2 separate regions of the Homo sapiens genome follow, and region 2 is linked to region 1. A link is a loop called in an ENCODE intact Hi-C map of the cell type or tissue named here. Cell type or tissue: MCF 10A. All regions are shown on one strand. Each heading gives the region's core, and the rest is flanking DNA. Links, peaks and the distances in the headings are about the cores only. Region 1 has its middle 180 kb from the start of SH3BP4. Region 2 overlaps AGAP1 (ArfGAP with GTPase domain, ankyrin repeat and PH domain 1).

Region 1 (2,912 bases), core at 267-2,766:
CAAATGAGGCCATATTGACATTTATGCCCAGACTCAAAGGCCCCCACCGGCTCTTCTGAAATGGATCCAAACTTTTTCTGAATACTTTTTTGCTCAGGCATTCCTAAATAAGCCTAGAGGTGCTTGTACACGTTCACGAATCAGTCCAGCATCTGAGCTGTCTGATAGGTGCCTGTTCCCTTCACTGGTAGAATAGACCATCCCCTTTGTATCTAGACTATGATGATTCCTCAAGAGAAGGAGGATATGGAATCAGGAGTATCCCACAGAAAAGCTGCCTGGACCCCAAGTGTAACATCTTACAACTCACCCTTGGATAAGCCCCTTCCAATTCACCCCTGGACAAGCCCCTTCCAATTCACACTTGGGTGAGCCTCTTCCAATTCACCCTTGGACAAGCCCCTTCCAGTTCACCCTCGGACAGGCCCCTTCCAGTTCACCCTCGGACAGGCCCCTTCCAGTTCACCCTCAGACAGGCCCCTTCCAATTCACCCTTGGACAGGCCCCTTCCAGTTCACCCTCGGACAAGCCTCCTTTCAATTAACACTTGGATGAGCCTCTTTCAATTCACACTTGGACAAGCTCCTTCCAATTCACCCTTGGACAAGGTCATTCCAATCCACTCCTGGAGAAGCCTCCTTCCAATTCACACTTGAGTGAGCCTCTTTCAATTCACCCTTGGACAAGTCCTTTCCAGTTCACACTTGGACAAGCATCTTTCCAGTTCACACTTGGGTGAGCCTCTTCCAATTCACCCTTGGACAAGCCCATTCCAATTCACCCTTGGACACACACCCTTCCAATTCACACCTGGGTGAGCTCTTTCAATCCTTGGACAAGCCCCTTCCAATTCATTCATGGGGAGCCTCTTCCAATTCACTCTTGGATAAACCTTTTCCAATTCACCCTTGGACAGCCCTCCTCCAATTCACTCTTGAAGATATTCTTTCAGTTTACACTCGGGGAGGCCTCTTTCACCAGACACAAATGGTACCAGGGTTGCTGCATCCAAATGGTGTCCCTTATCACCACTCAGCTGACCCGGAGCCAGCCTTTAGACGGTGGTGTGAACCTTCAGTGCTCATGGTTCCAGTCTCCCCCATTTCTTGAGGTGGATTTCCTCTCAGGATTCCAGGGTCCTTCCTTTCAATTCATCACATTAGAGATACCCCAACCCCTCAGGCATAGTTTCATATTTCTGAGCCTGAGGTAAAGGGAGGCAGGGTCTTTGTCCCCTTTCTTTCTGAGGGTAATCTATCCCTCTCTATATAAAAATAATTGGAGCAACTCTGCAGCATCTGAGCCCCAAAACCGGATCGTGGAGGGAGACACAGCGTCGGACTCCACAAGGCAGTAGGCGAACACCGCACCTCGAGTCCATCTGCGTTGCTGCTTGAGGGTATGGACGATGTGCGGGATGGAGGCCCAGAGCTGTTCATCCCTGCAACCAATGTTCACGCAACCACCAGGGGGCGAAAGGACTCTAACCCCACACGTAGTGAGTGGTTCCCACGCCACGTTCCAGTAGGAGAAATGAAGTTCCCGGGGACGGAAGAAGATGGCAGTCACCTGGTGTGCCCAGCATGTTTGACCCCCCGAGCAGCTTATGTTTCAACACCTCTCTCTATATAAGATAGGATTACTTGCTATGGTGATTATAAAATGAAACAAATAATAGTGATGGCCAGAAAGGAAACATTACCAGTGAAAATTTTTCTTTTATTGAATTTCATAAATATAATTAAAAAAACAAATGAATAAAAATAAAGCAAACATCATAATACAAAAAAGGAAATAAGGCCTGGTTTTTTTCCCAAGAGTCTAAAAATCTACATCTTGGTTTCAACTTTGACGCCTTGGTAACAGTTTGGTGTAATATTTTGTGCAAATAATTGTCCAGTAACCAATAAGTAGATGTTAATCAAACTGAATCATCTACAGAAGATACGGTTTAGGCAACTACTAAATCATTTCATTTTTGTAAATTTTATTTGCTCGATTTACTTTTGTTTTAAAACAATTGACAATGACTACAGAATACACTTCATTTTCAAGATATTATTTAAATTCCACCAATAGTTGACATATGAAGTAAACCAAATAAAAATATTACACCTCCAAAGTGTCACTGTCTCACCGCTCTAAATTGTAAACAAAAGTTAAAACTTCAGCTGGGCACACAACGTGAAAGAGGGGGTCTGTTGTTGTTGCTGCTTTTGTTTTTAAACACAGGGTCTTGCTCTGTCGCTCAGGCTGAAGTGCAGTGGCATGATCTTAGCTCAGTGCAGCCTCAAACTCCTGGACTCAAGTGAGTCTTCCCCTTCAGCCTCCTGAATAACTAGGATTACAGACGCATGCCACCACACCTGGTCAATTTTTAGAAATTTTTTTGGTAGAGATTGGGGTCTCAATATATTGCTGAGGCTGGTCATGAACTCCTGGCTGGTCATGTACTCCTGGTCTCAAGCAATCCTCCTGTCTTGGCCTCCCAAAGTGCTGGAATTACAGGCATGAGCCACCAGCATTCTGGTTCTTGGTCTTTGCTTCTCCATGCTGCCACAACTGGTTGCAAATCCCCTGTTAGAGGGGTTATGCATAGACTGGAGTGGGAGATCCAAACTGCACCCCACAGCCTTATCAAACCCCATCCACATAACAGGGAGTTCTCTGAATTACCTTCCATGCAGAATACAATGTTTAGTAAAGTGAGTAGTAACAAAGGTGCTCTGCTGAAGCTTACATATATATCATTAAAACAGTGACTACAGCAGTTGTTTTTGACTGAGACCAAAAATAAATAAATAAACAAATAGAAAACAAGATTCTTTTTCACGTGGGAGTATTTTTTATTATTGACATTGTTTAGGATTGCTGGCATATGATGATAATAAAAAGCAGTTGGATTTTAGTTG
Region 2 (2,912 bases), core at 269-2,768, 420 kb after region 1:
TCCCAGCTCTGCCTTCCTCTCCTCAAATGCCATTCACAGCAGTGTCAGTGCCTGCCCAGAGTGTGCTAGAATGCCAGTTCTTGGGCCCCACCCCACACCTGCGACTCCAGACTCAGAGTTGATGAGGGTCTGCAGGCGTCGGTCTGGGAGCCACAGACAGGTGTGTTTGCCGCAGAGGTGCCGAGGGCCCAGCAGGACTGTAGCACAGGATCAGCACCATCCACACCTGAGGCGTGGGGATCTCCGGGCATGATGCGGAATGTAGTGACGATCGCAAATCCTTCCTGTGGCCAAAGAGTGAGCTCTTTGATGCTGATGAGATAGTGTTTATTTATTTTTATCTTATTTTTTTTGAGATAGAGTCTCACTCTGTTGCCCAGGCTGGAGTGCAGTGGCACTGTCTCGGCTCACTACAACCTCCACCTCCTGGGTCCAAGCAATTCTCCTGCCTCAGCCTCCTGAGTAGCTGGGACTACAGGCGTGCACCACCACACCCAGCTAATTTTTGTATTTTAGTAGAAATGGGGTTTCACCATGTTGGGCAGGCTGGTCTCGAACTCCTGGCCTCAAGTGATCCACCCACCTCGGCCTCTGAAAGTGCTGGGATTACAGGCGTGAGCCACCGCGCTCGGCCATAGATAGTGTTTCTTAAGAGTGAGTTTGCTTCTGAGGAAGAGAAGTGGGGGGTCGGGGGCATCCCACCTCCCTGGCCACCTCCAGTGGTGTGAGTTGGTTGCTTGATGTCATCTGAGGTGGGGCCACCCGGGAAAGGTCTTCATGTCTCACTTGTATGCCTTCTTGGATCAGGATTTCCAGGCCTCTGCATCTCTTGAGTTGATTCTGAAAGGGTGAGGAGAGAGGGGCTAGACAGATTTTTTTTTTTGAGACAAGGTCTCACTCTGTCACTCAGGTTGGAGTGCAGTGGCTTGATCATAGCTCACTGCAGCCTCAACCTCCCCAGGCTCAGGTCGTCCTCCCAGCTCAGCCTCCCAAGTAGCTGGGACTACAGGTGCGCAGCACCACACCTGGCTGATTTTTTTTGTAGAGACGGGTCGTCCAGTGATACTCAGATTGGTCTCTAACTCCTGGGCTCAAGGGATACACCTACCTCAGCCTCCCAAAGTGCTGGGATTATAGGCATCAACTACCATTGCCAGCCTGAGCTGCATGCATTCTAAGGACACTTTGTGAGACTAATTAAAACGTTTTTCTTTCCAAGGCACGTGGCAGGTGGGTGCTGTTTCTTTCCTGCAGGATGTTTGCTGAGCATTTGTGAGTGGAGCATCTTTAGGGAAAGCAGGACAAACCCTAAAAGACTTTCTCTGAATGTTACCTTTGCTCTTCACCTTGACTGGTAGATCCTGAAGGCGTAGAAAGAGGGTCCTCTGGAGAACACAAACTGAGCGTTGCTGGGCCTCAGGAGCTTCTAGTGATGCTGGAGGCGGCCACTGCTGTCTTTCAGCTGTGAGGAGCCAGGAGGGCGATCCCAGCTTTCTCCTGGTTAATTTTACCGTCTTTTAAAAAGGAAGTTCACAAGATTTCTTGAAAGAACTCTAGTTGGAGTTGTAGAGCTAATGTTTTTTTCTCTGGTCCCTGCCACCTGCTGGAAGGAGCCTGCAGGGAACTGTTTGTTGTGTGCTTGGCTGTTCAGTGCCCCATAACTGGCCGCGGTACTGCCACCCGCTGGAAGGGGCCTGCAGGGAAGTGTTTGTTGTGTGCTTGGTGTTCATTGCCCCGTAACTCTGGCCGCGGTAGTCTGGACAGGGCTTCTGAGAACCACCTGCAGTTCTGCTTATTGCTGGTGTTGAGAAATACAGTTTCTGCAGGAAAGAGAGAGACATTGGTGCCAAGAAATCCTATCGGGGACATTTAATAACTGGAAGTAGCTTAGGAAGCCAGGTTTGGAGTGCTGCCTTGGTGTCGTTATAATGCAAGTGGGATTTCATTATGTGTTTAAGGCTTGGCATTGTTGGAGGTCAGGAAGACCAACTAAGTCAAGTAGAGCCATTGGCTGCTTGAGTGCAGTGCAGAGCACTGGGAAATGGACTTCCTGGGAAGTGTGGGATTTTTTCTGCTACTCCTTCATTCACACCTGGATTCAGTTGCCCTCATGAGCTCACCCGCAATGTGTGTAGGGGGATGCTGCTCCCATTGGCCAGGCACTGGGGATGCGGCGTATGGGCAGGTGCACACACACCTGGCAGAGGTTTGGAGCTGGGTTGTGGGTGAGGGATGCAGAGAGGCTTAACCCAGAGAATGGAGGAAAAGGAGACCAGGAGAGTTCAGAGAGGTGAAGAGTGAGGAGAGAGCAGTGGCCAAAGTGGAGAGAGTTGAGTTTCAGAAAGCCAGCTGCAGAATGCAGTGCCTGACAGAGTGTGATGGGCCCCATCTCTCTCTGCTGAGCCGGGTTCTGACTCTGCAGAGCATTGGAGGCCTTGTTGTGGGCTCAAGGAGTGCAGAGAGGCAGCGCCTGCCTTGGTCGTAACTTCTCACACACATACATCCACACATGTGCATCTGATTGTGTGTGTGACACAGTGAAGGGTATGGGGACAGCCACATCTGGGTTTCAGTTTTCAGTCAGCTCCCTAGCTGGGTGGTTCCTCTGAGCCTCTGCTTTATTTCATCTGCAAGTAGCATTAATACTATAACTGAATATACAGTCAGCTACTCACCACTCGAAAGCCAGACTTGAGAGACAAGGGTTGGTGGGAGAAACAGCAGGTATATTTGAAAACCAAGAAGATGGTGAACTAACATTCTCAAGTACTGTCTTAAGTCAGTACAGATTTTAGGCTTTTTATATTAAGGGCTGGGGGAAGAGGAGGGGGTTGAGATCAAGAGATGACCAACGACTGGACATCTGGGAGGCAGTGGGGGTCAGAGGAAGTTGGGTTTTTTTTTGTCTTGGT

What was found. Peaks named below come from ENCODE experiments on the same cell type or tissue, not always from the same donor. Only the 100,000 strongest peaks of a DNase experiment are listed, where the experiment ranks them.
Region 2: a loop joins it to region 1, with 17 times the contacts of the local background. A loop is called at or near these places in 10 of 110 quality-filtered maps.

What each region holds. Positions count from the first base shown.
Region 1 is chr2:235,134,687-235,137,598 of GRCh38, forward strand. No RefSeq gene overlaps it. Among named protein-coding and RNA genes, the nearest start is that of SH3BP4, 180 kb to the left of the region's middle. RefSeq lists a silencer at 2,418-2,632. In MCF 10A, for the core only: a CTCF peak has its summit at 1,474 (motif pointing right); a DNase peak (open chromatin) is centred at 1,495.
Region 2 is chr2:235,550,440-235,553,351 of GRCh38, forward strand. The region is part of intron 1 of AGAP1 (ArfGAP with GTPase domain, ankyrin repeat and PH domain 1); the gene reads left to right. Among named protein-coding and RNA genes, the nearest start is that of TNRC17, 34 kb to the left of the region's middle. In MCF 10A, for the core only: a CTCF peak has its summit at 1,659 (motif pointing left); a DNase peak (open chromatin) is centred at 1,662.